Linked DNA regions of Homo sapiens: region 1 is linked to region 2. The links are chromatin contacts, found by Hi-C or POLR2A ChIA-PET in ENCODE. All regions are on one chromosome and are shown on one strand. Each heading gives the region's core, a stretch centred on a gene start or an enhancer-like site at or near the end of the contact. The rest is flanking DNA. Distances are from core to core; before and after follow the strand shown.

Region 1 (5,164 bases), core at 827-3,326, 34 kb before region 2:
ATACACATGGACAGACACGGACACACACAAACACATGGACACACAGAGACGTGCTAACCCATGGGCACACACATACACAGACATGGACCCACACACAAACATATGTGGACACACATGTACAAACATGCACAGGCACACAAAGAGAACACTGACTACAGGCACACACACACACGGGCACACACATGGATATGTGCACACATGGACACATACATGTGCAGGACATGCACACACACAGACACACTAGCACAGAGGCATACACACACAGACACACACATTCACAAACACACATGTGCATGCAAACACACACACATGTACAGACACAAGTACATGGACACATGCACACCCAGAGACACACTGACACAGACACACAGGAGCATGTGATACACTAACACGTGGACACACACGTCTACCCACAGGCACACAACAGATGGACACGCGTACACAGACATGCACACACCCACAGGCACAACACGTGCGCATGCCGGCCGGCCCCCGCCAACATTCTCCCAGGGCCCTGCCGGATACTCTGTCCCTGCAGCAGTTTGCTCCCTGCGCTGTGCTGGCACCGGGGCTTTGGGCCCAGGCTCTGCTTGTCCTTCTGTCTCTGCTTGGAGGTGCTGCCATGGCACCCAGCTTGTGCTCTGCCTGGGGAGCGGAGGCCCCAGGGATAGCATGTGACCCCTGCTGAGGCCAGGCTCCTGATGAAGGCAGCAGATAGCCCCCACACCCACCGGTGAGCAGAACCAGAGCCTGTGCCATGTGCTGAGAGCAGGCAGTGACTAAGCATATGGGCCCAGAGGGCAGAGTGGCTGCCCTGGGCAGCTGCTCCTCTTAGCAGGAGGCCTCAGGAGATGAGCTAGAGCAAGTCTGCCCCTGCAAATACCACCTGCTCCCCAACCCACAGCAGGGAGCAGGCGAGGTCAGACAGCAGCAGCCCGGGAAGGACCGAGCCCCAGCAGGGAAGGCAGGGCCCGAGTGAGGTCTCCACACCCAACGCACAGTGCTGTCTCTAACTGGGGCCACCTCCGAGTCCCCGCCACACTCTTGGCCCTTTGGAGTCCTGGGCTCCAGGTGTCTCCCAAGGGCCCATCTGTGCAGGGGATGCAACCCCCCGAATGTCCTCATCCCACTGTGGAGCTCAGGTCTCTGTCTGCTCCCTGGGTCCTGGCAGGGTAGGACAAGTCCGCCAGGATGTCCCCATGCAGACTCTGCTCCAAGAGGGAGCTGGAGAGTCAGGGCCTTGGTGAGGGAGTCAGGATCGGGTTCCCCCCAGCTCAGTCCTCCCACCTGCCAGCCCCCACAGCACAGGGCAGGGCCACACCCCCTGCTTCCCCCTCCAGGAGAGTCAGGACATGCTGGCCGCTGCTCCGCTGGGGCCCCGCCCTCCAGCCCCCACCTTGGTCTGTGTGCTGCATCCCCCACGCTCTCTCTGCCACCCCAGGACTCTGAGGAAAAGACCTCAGAGTCCCAGCCCTGCCCAGTCTCGGCCTGTGCCCCCGCTGCATCAGGCTTTCAGGGGCCCAGCCCATGCCCTGGGCAGTGCCCGAGCCCCCCTGCACTTGCTCTCCCCACCCCTGGGTGCAGCACAGCCTAGGGGCCAAGGGTGGGCCTAGAGGATGGGCCCCGGGGGGGCTTTGCTGGGTGCCACCCCAGCCTGACCCTATTCCCCCGTGCTGTGTCTCCTGCAGAGGGGGAGGTGAGCGCCGACGAGGAGGGCTTTGAGAACCTGTGGGCCACCGCCTCCACCTTCATCGTCCTCTTCCTCCTGAGCCTCTTCTACAGTACCACCGTCACCTTGTTCAAGGTAGCACGGCTGTGGCACAGGGAGGAGGGTGCAGGGCGAGTGTGGGGCCCAGGGAGCAGCCTGGGCTGGACGTCTAGCCCGGAGGCCCCCACACCACCCCACTGGGTCATCTCTGCCCCGGCTCCCTTCCCGACCACGGGGAAAGCATTTCACACTGTCTCTGTTGCCTGTAGGTGAAATGATCCCAACAGAAGAACATCGGAGACCAGAGAGAGGAACTCAAAGGGGCGCTGCCTCCGGGTCTGGGGTCCTGGCCTGCGTGGCCTGTTGGCACGTGTTTCTCTTCCCCGCCCGGCCTCCAGTTGTGTGCTCTCACACAGGCTTCCTTCTCGACCGGCAGGGGCTGGCTGGCTTGCAGGCCACGAGGTGGGCTCTACCCCACACTGCTTTGCTGTGTATACGCTTGTTGCCCTGAAATAAATATGCACATTTTATCCATGAAACTGCTTTCTGGTGAGGGTTTTTGTTTCTTTTTCAAAACTTTCCTGCTACATGGGCATCTCAAGGGGGACCCCAGTTCCAAAGGGAGCTGTGGAAAAGAGCGCTGGGTCAGCCAGCGCAGGGGGTTTCGAGGAAAGCCACGTGCCCAGGAAAGGGGCCGCAGAAGCAGGTGGGCCAGACTCAGACTCGGGGCATGCCCAGCCTGATGGAAGGAAGGGGACTGAGCAGGAGAGGGTTCCAGGCCTGGTCCTCCAAGCACAGCCTGAATTGAGAGACTGGGGCTCAGGCCTCGGGGGCCTCTGTGTGTGCTCCACATGCCTACAACTGCCCGGGTCACCTTGCCACCCTTCCCAGCAAGCCCAGACAGTTCTTGGCCTTGCCCCAAACCTTCATGATGTGTGGTGCACGCCACCGGGATCCAGGAGGTGCAGGCTGAGCCCTCGAGAGCATGTGGGCCTCACCGGGATCCAGGAGGTGCAGGCTGAGCCCTCGAGAGCATGTGGGCCTGTCTGCACAGTGTGGGGGCCTTGCACTCCACAGGAGCACAGGGGTGGGGTAGCAGTCGCGCCCGTGGCAGGGGAGTGGAAGTTGGAGCAAAAGTTTCAGGTGAACGAGTGTCTTAGTCTAATTGGGCAGCTATCACAAAACACTATCGGCTGCAAAGCTTGAGCAACAGACATTTGCCTCCCACAGCGCTGGAGGCTGAAAGTCTAAGATCAAGGCGCCGGCAACTTCAACGTCTGGCGAGGGCCAATTCCCAGCTCAGAGACGCGCCTCCTCACTGCATCCTCGCGCAGCCGAAGATGGTGAAGGAGCTCTCAGGGTCTCTGTCATACAGGCACTAAGCCCGTCACGAGGGTCTCTCTCATACAGGCACTAAGCCCGTCACGAGGGTCTCTCTCATACAGGCACTAAGCCCGTCACGAGGGTCTCTCTCATACAGGCACTAAGCCCGTCACGAGGGTCTCTCTCATACAGGCACTAAGCCCGTCACGAGGGTCTCTCTCATACAGGCACTAAGCCCGTCACGAGGGTCTCTCTCATACAGGCACTAAGCCCGTCACGAGGGTCTCTCTCATACAGGCACTAAGCCCGTCACGAGGGTCTCTCTCATACAGGCACTAAGCCCGTCACGAGGGTCTCTCTCATACAGGCACTAAGCCCGTCACGAGGTCCTCATCATTGCCCAGATGCTAGGGCTCCCAGTGCCATCCCCTTGTGGATGAGGATGGGGGGCGTGACCATGTCGTCCTTAGAAGCCGTTAGGGAATGCATAGTGGGGAGGACAAGTCTCTGCCATCACCCTGAAGATGGGCAGGTGGTGGCCAGGCTTGGGGCAGTGCCGAAAAATGACTCCCCAGGTAGGTGGGAGCAGGATCAAAGAGCAGGGGATTTTTTCAGAGATGGCAGCCAAGCCAAAGTTGGGGGCTCATGCCAGGAGGCTCACTTGGCCATGGTGCAGTCACCCAGGGGTGACCCACAGTCCATGGCAAAGTCAAGGACAGCAGTGGCTGTGAGACCAGGGTGGAGGCAGGTGGCTGGGGGGAGAGGACCAGGCTGGAAGGACTGGGCAGACCCCAAGGCCATAGAAGTGTCCTAGAGGAAGCATCCAGGATGGCGTCTTGGGAGGGCTCATAAGCTGGGGGCCCAGAAGGAGGACATTTCAGGTTCTGAGGAGCAGCCTGGCACTTGCTCTGAGCCAGCTGTCATGGGTATCTGGGGGCTGCTGGGTACAAGTTGTGTCCCTCCCACTAAATGTGCTCTCCACATGGACCCGGCCCGCCCTTCTGTCCCTGCTGGATCCCTGAGCTGGCACCAGCCCTGCCCTCAGAGACAATGTCCAGGAGACAGGTGGAGGTGCACGTGTGGGTCCCTGGGGAAATCCATCCTCCAACCGTGGGCTCCGAGTCGCCTCCCAGCCTCTCGCTCCAGCTTCACCCCATGTAGCTCATCACAGGCTCAACCTCCCAGCCTGGGGGAGGATGGAGTGAGGAGCCCCACACTGCCCAGGGCACACCCAGGGGGCTGGGGAGTCTGCACTGGGCTGGGGCAGGGAGGCCTCGTGCAGCCTGTGGGGCTGGCAGCTCAGGACAACACTCGTATCCGTTAACTGTGGCCCTGGCAACACTGCACCCCAGACTGCGTGGCTTAAACAACAGACGTTTATTCCGTCCTGGTTCTGGAGGCCGGGCATCTGGGATGGAGGCCTTGGCGGGGCTGGCTCCTCTGTGTCACGGGAGACTCTGTTCCAGGCTCTCTCCCTGCTGCTGGGCTTTGCCGGCCGTCTCTGGTGCTCTTGGCTTATGGAAGCAGCACCATCTTCACAGGGCGTTCTCCACACGTGCTGTCTGTGCCCAGATTCCCCCTTTTCATGAGGACAGCAGTCATATTGGATCAGAGGCTTGCCCTACTCCAGGGTGACCTCATCTGAACTTGATTGCAGCTGCAAAGACTGTTTCCAGACAAGGTCACATTCTGTGGTCCTGGGGGTTAGGACTTCGACACATTAATTTACAGGGGACACATTTTAACCCATGACAGTTTGCCCTCCGTTCCCCCCATAATCATGTCCTTCTCACAGGCAAAATCCCTGCATCCCATAGCAACATCTCCAGAACGGCTGACCCCTTCCAGCACCAACTCTTAGTCCACAATCTCAGCGAAATATCACCTGCATCAAGTGTGGGAGAAACCCAGGGTGAGATTCATTCTGGGTGAAATTCCTCTCCATCTGTGGACCTTTGTAACTTGACAAGAAGTTATCTGCTTCCAAAGTACAATGATGGGGCAGGCATAGGATGGACATTCCTATTCTAAAAGGGATACATAGAAAGGGAGAGAGGAGCCATGGGTCCCAAGCAAGCCCAAACCCAGCAGGGAAAGCTGCATTAGATTTAAGGCTCAAGGCTCATCCTCCTG
Region 2 (5,048 bases), core at 998-3,497:
CCAAAGGGAGAAAATATGATGAAAGTCGTCAGAATCAAAATGGAGTCCCTTGTGTTAAAAAACAAACAAACAAACGAAACTCTGACATATAAAGCCAGAGAAGGCTGAGAAGCATTCTCATGCATAAACACCTACTAGCAAAAACTATCACAAAAGACTATAAAAAACACAGCCTCGCACAAAGGCCATTGCAACCTTACACAAAAAAATACTTCTGCGAGGACAGCTGCCCAGCAACTGCCTGTGCGCCTCATACTGGCATCACCCTTGTTATTGATCCTTGTAGCCAAAGATTATTTCAAAACGATCATGTAATCGTCCTCATTTTTCCTTTAAAAACCTTTGTCGTCTTTTACCTCCCTGAATATGCACATAGTTTATGATGGTATGTGTGCTCCCACTGCAGTGCTTGGGGACCAAGCTCCCTCCACACCTCACTGTTCCCAAATAAATATTTTCTGTTAGAGCCTCTCTCTGTTCATTATTTAGCTCGACAGGTATTTGGTACAGCAGCCAAAACAGGCCAAGACATTGCCCGGAATCTTCCAGCAGTAGACTGGGGGCCCGGATTTGACCCTGGTCAGTTGGACACGGGCTTCTCTCACTCCACCAGATGAGGAACAAATAGTGAGGTGTGGCGGGAGCTTGGTCCCCAAACAGCTCCTCCGGCCATTTGCCCTCCCCACCCACGGACCAGAGACAGGACGAGGGTGAGCCCCGGTGTCAGCCATGTGCCCCAACCCCGGTGCCTCATTTGCTCCTAGGATGCGTCCTGTAGGTCATCTTCTTGCAGCTGTCCCGCTCAGTCTCCCCTCAACCCCTGCTCATGCTCTTGGTGAGCTTATCAATATTATGGTTTCCAATAGCTTCTGTTCATAGTTTCAACTCATATCTGTCCCTAAGTGTGGACTTTTATTCCACGCGTTGGCACTGGCAGTCAGCTATGTGCCTCCTACTCAAGGCATCTGAAACTGCAGGTGGGTAGTCGGCTAAGTCAGGCCCCAAAAGTGTCTTCATCCAGATTCCCAGAACTGTGACTCTGAGATCTTACATGGCAAAAGGGACTTTGCAGATGAGATTAAGCCAATGATCTTGAGATGAGGAGAGGGGCCTGGATTACTTGGGTGGCTCCGAATGTGGGCACAGGTGTCACAGGAGGGAGGCAGAGGGAGACGTGAGAAGGAGAAGGTGCCATGACTCCGAAGCCAGAGGCTCCTGCTGATCCTCCGGCCCCACCCCCACCCCACGGACCATGTGGTCTTTTTAAAACATGAATCTATCAGGACGGCCCATTCAAACCCACAGAGAGGTTCCCACTGCACCAAGAACAAAGTCAGAACTCTCAGGCCTGACCCACTGCCCTCGGCCACCCTGGAGCCCCAGTGCCCCCAGACCCGGTCCTGGCCTCAGAGTGTAACAGGCTCACTCCCACCACCCATCTGCATGGCAGGCGCCTTGCCATCGCCTCCCCTCTGAGAGCACAGACAGCCACAGCTGGCCTCCGGGTGAAAGGATGGATGAACAGTCAGGCCGGGCGAGTGCTCTCAGAGCCTGCTGGCCAACGGAGGCAGCCGCTCAGGCCTCTGCCTGAGCCATGTGCGATCACAGCTGCCGCCCAGCTGTCCCAAGGAGGCAGCTCTTGGCTTTTCCCCTGGGAGTCGAATTCGCAGGGAGTCCCATCCACAGGCCCCTGGGAGGCGGGAAGACATCTCGGTCTCCAAAGCCAGTAACCTGTGATTCCCCTGAGGATGGTGGGAACCTGGTGTGGGGCAGATGATCTGTATTTGAGCTTTGTTTCTCTCTAGCAATTATACCTAGGAAATACCCTAAAATGCACGACGCAATGCACATTGACCCCAGCAAACTCCCCACCCTGCGCCTGTTTCTAGTGCCGGGGCTGCTCCAGCACAGCCTGTGCACTTGACCGAATGTCTACAGCCCTGGCCCTCAGCCACACTGTGTTGTTTTCATGCACCTTCACCCAACAGAATTGCTCCAACAGAGTGATTCAGGGGGCTGCCCTCCAGCACCACTTCCCCTTTCCATGTTACGTAAATGTCCGTTGAGTCCTGACTGACTACAGAAATCTGTCTTCTGGGGGCATGTGATGCCCCAGGTGGCCCAGGGCCCCGCACAGGAATGTGTTTACAGCTTTCCCGGCACTGAAGCCACAGTCGTAACTCAGCCTCCTGACATGGGCCAGGGCCCTCGCCTCCGCACGCTCTGCAGCTCACCCGTGTCGCCACAGCCTGCTGGGCCTGGACGCCACCCTCTAAGGTGGCACTCGGGGCAGAAACATCTGTTTCCAGCTGGTAACAAACAGGACATGTCTGCCTCCCACACCTAAATCAATGCTTGACAAGCCTGGCCTGATCTCGGGGCGCTCACCACCAGCCACCTGCCTGGGCCCAGCCGACCTCCTCTCCCTTGGTATTTTGAGGGAAGGGTCTGAGCCCTTTCTGCCCCCCTAGACTTGTGGACAGAGGCCCCCCAAGACCTGGACAGAAATCAGGCCATAGTCTCCAGCCCCAAAGAGACTTCCAGAGGCCTGCACCTCTCCTCTCCAGCCGAGGCCCTGATGTCTGCGGCTGTGGCCATAGCCGGCTCTATACCTGCCAAGTTTATTCTAGAAAACATTGGTTTGGACAAGACCTCAAAACGGAATTGGGAAAATGAAAGAGAAAAGAGAAAGGATTTCTGCTCTCATTGTAAGGACAAAAAGCAAATTGAAGACCAGCACTGATACAGATCAATAATCACACCAGAAAAAAATATGGCAAAATATCTATATTCTCTTAAGGTGAATAAGTGTTCTCTCAGAATGAGGCTAAGGCCAGGAACAGTGAAAAGTAAGACTGATAAATTTGCCCACAAGGAAAAAAATAAAGTCTCTATAAGGACAAAGCCACCAAAAACAAAGTAAGCACCCCAGGAAAGAAAGTGACCAAAGTATCTAACATGAAAGAGAGCCTGTATTCGCATGAGCTCCCGAGAAACAGAACCCATAGATGTGGATGTGGATATCGACAGAAATAGGTATCAACATAGACACAGGCTATGGCCACAGGTATGGATAGAGGGAGAGATGCGAGAGAGAGATTTTAAGGAATTGGCTCACACAGTTGTGGAGACGAATGTCCAAAATCTGCAGGGCAAACCAGCAGGCTGGTGACCCAGAGAAGAGCTGAGGCTGCTGCTCCCGTCCAAAGTTCAGCCTGCTGGCAGAATTCTGTCCTCCTTGGGGACTGCCGTCTGTTTTCTCTTAAGGCCTCCAACTGCCTGGATGAGGCCCACCCACATTATGGATGATGATCTGCCTTACTCAAAGTCCACAGGTTGAAATGTTAATAACATCTAAAAATCACCTGCACTATCTAGACTGGTGTTTGGCCAAATATCTGGGTAGTATGGCCTGCCCAAGTTAACACCTAAAATTAACTATCAGAGTCCAAGTAAGTGAATGTAAAAAACAAACAAACAAACAAACAAAAACATGATGAATGAGACAAGCTCGACCTTGAAGAAGTTTTCAGTGGAACGTGGGGAAGAGGAGTTCTCTTTAGCCAGCTGCAGACACAAATAGCCAATAGAACACATGGAGAGTGTTAGAAGTCACAAATCGTCAATGGAAAGCAACTTACAATGTGATGTTCATTGAACATCTACTGTGTGCCAGGCCAAGGGCTAAGGTGGACACGTGCAGTGTGTCTGCACTGCGGCACTAAGGTCCTGGTGGGGAATGGATAATACAATTAAAAACAAATCACAAAGAAACCAGAAGAGGAAAAAAAGCAATTAAAAACAAATAAATGCTCCATAAAGGACAACAGCGCCAGCTGAGGGTGTGGCCATCAATGCCAGGCATCCAGAATATGTCCTTGGGGACATGGACCACTGGGAGGTGCATCCCAGGCAAAAGGAGCAGGAGGGGAAGGGTCCAGGCCAGAAACATGCTTGCCAAGTTCAAGAGCGGTGGGAAGGCCAGTGGGCTTGGGAAGGAGTGGGCTGGAAGGACAGGCCAGAGGCCAGACTGCATGGGGCCAGACTGGCCCTGATTCCAGCCTTGGACTTCACTCTGTGGTGATAGGAGACCCTCAGAGGGACTTGGGGAGGGGTTGTGTGTTTTCCTGGGAGCCACAGAAAAGTGAGTGACACTGGGCTGAGGAAGGAAGTCACAGGACCCACCAGTGTCTGCGCAGGAGTCCCAGTGGAAGAGCAGAAAAAATCCAGGAGAAGATACAAAAGTATTCAAAAGTAATTCAAAATAGCAAAAATCCAAAATATTCAATAATTTAAATGGTATTACTTAAAATAGTATTATAAATAATAAAAATATATTATTAAAAATAATAGATTACTGGCTTTAATACCAATGTACAGAAATCCGTTTTATTTCTATAGACCAGCAACAAACGGAAAATGTGATTCTTATAAAGATGCCAGATGTCTGCTTCTATTAAGGGCATACAGGGAACTCGGACCAGTTAGCAAATCTGAAAGAAGTATTTTAAAAATCTGTTTGAAGGTAATGGAGAGATACCAGAGTGGTGAATAATAGCCACCAAAGTAGCTGCCATTTGCAGTCACTTCCCCCTGAGCCCCTCCCCAAAAGCATTTGCTGATTCTGGGATAGTCAGTGAGAAGCTGAGCAGAAATCCTGACAATCTTAGAGCTAGGGAGAAAAACTCAGAGGCCAGGACTCACCAGGAGAAAGGCGCTTGGGAAGTACATGCACTTTGGATTAGAAACCCATGGACTTTCCTTATAGGAGCAAAGGTGAAGGAAATCATCCCTCACAGGAACTGCAACCAGATGCACTTTATTCAGGTCCTTAGAAAAGCTCAACCTCTACCACTGGGTTAAGTTGATCTCAGATTTTGAATTCCACCAGGAACCAGCCAGAAGCATATGAAAACCGTCTCTGGAAAATTATAACGTCATTTTAGGTTCAGTTGCTCAACCCAATACTTCTGAATACAGTATCCAGCACACAATCACAAAGAACCACACATACAAGTAGACGAAGCAACATGAGTAAGAACAGCAAA

Evidence for each region. A loop is a pair of places that touch in the nucleus more often than their neighbours do. ChIA-PET counts read pairs that join two places held with the same protein, here RNA polymerase II (POLR2A). Pooled maps may share reads with other maps.
Region 1: a map of B cell shows a loop between it and region 2 (11-fold over the local background). The contact joins two enhancer-like sites. A Hi-C loop is called at or near these places in 2 of 168 maps with a recorded cell type or tissue (B cell and OCI-LY7), 2 of 37 single-sample maps with no recorded cell type and 6 of 50 pooled maps. POLR2A ChIA-PET finds 5 or more read pairs at or near these places in 6 of 52 experiments (B cell, GM10248, GM12878 and 3 more).

The regions. Positions count from the first base shown.
Region 1 is chr14:105,848,788-105,853,951 of GRCh38, reverse strand. It overlaps IGH and IGHM. Among named protein-coding and RNA genes, the nearest start is that of MIR4539, 6.2 kb to the left of the region's middle. Within about 2 kb of position 2,076, at least 3 of the 41 ENCODE cell types and tissues checked have a DNase peak (open chromatin) inside an H3K27ac peak, as active enhancers do; they include B cell and OCI-LY7, where a contact is called at or near this core.
Region 2 is chr14:105,815,295-105,820,342 of GRCh38, reverse strand. It overlaps IGH. Among named protein-coding and RNA genes, the nearest start is that of MIR4539, 40 kb to the left of the region's middle. RefSeq lists an enhancer at 1,509-2,717. Within about 2 kb of position 2,247, at least 3 of the 41 ENCODE cell types and tissues checked have a DNase peak (open chromatin) inside an H3K27ac peak, as active enhancers do; they include B cell and OCI-LY7, where a contact is called at or near this core.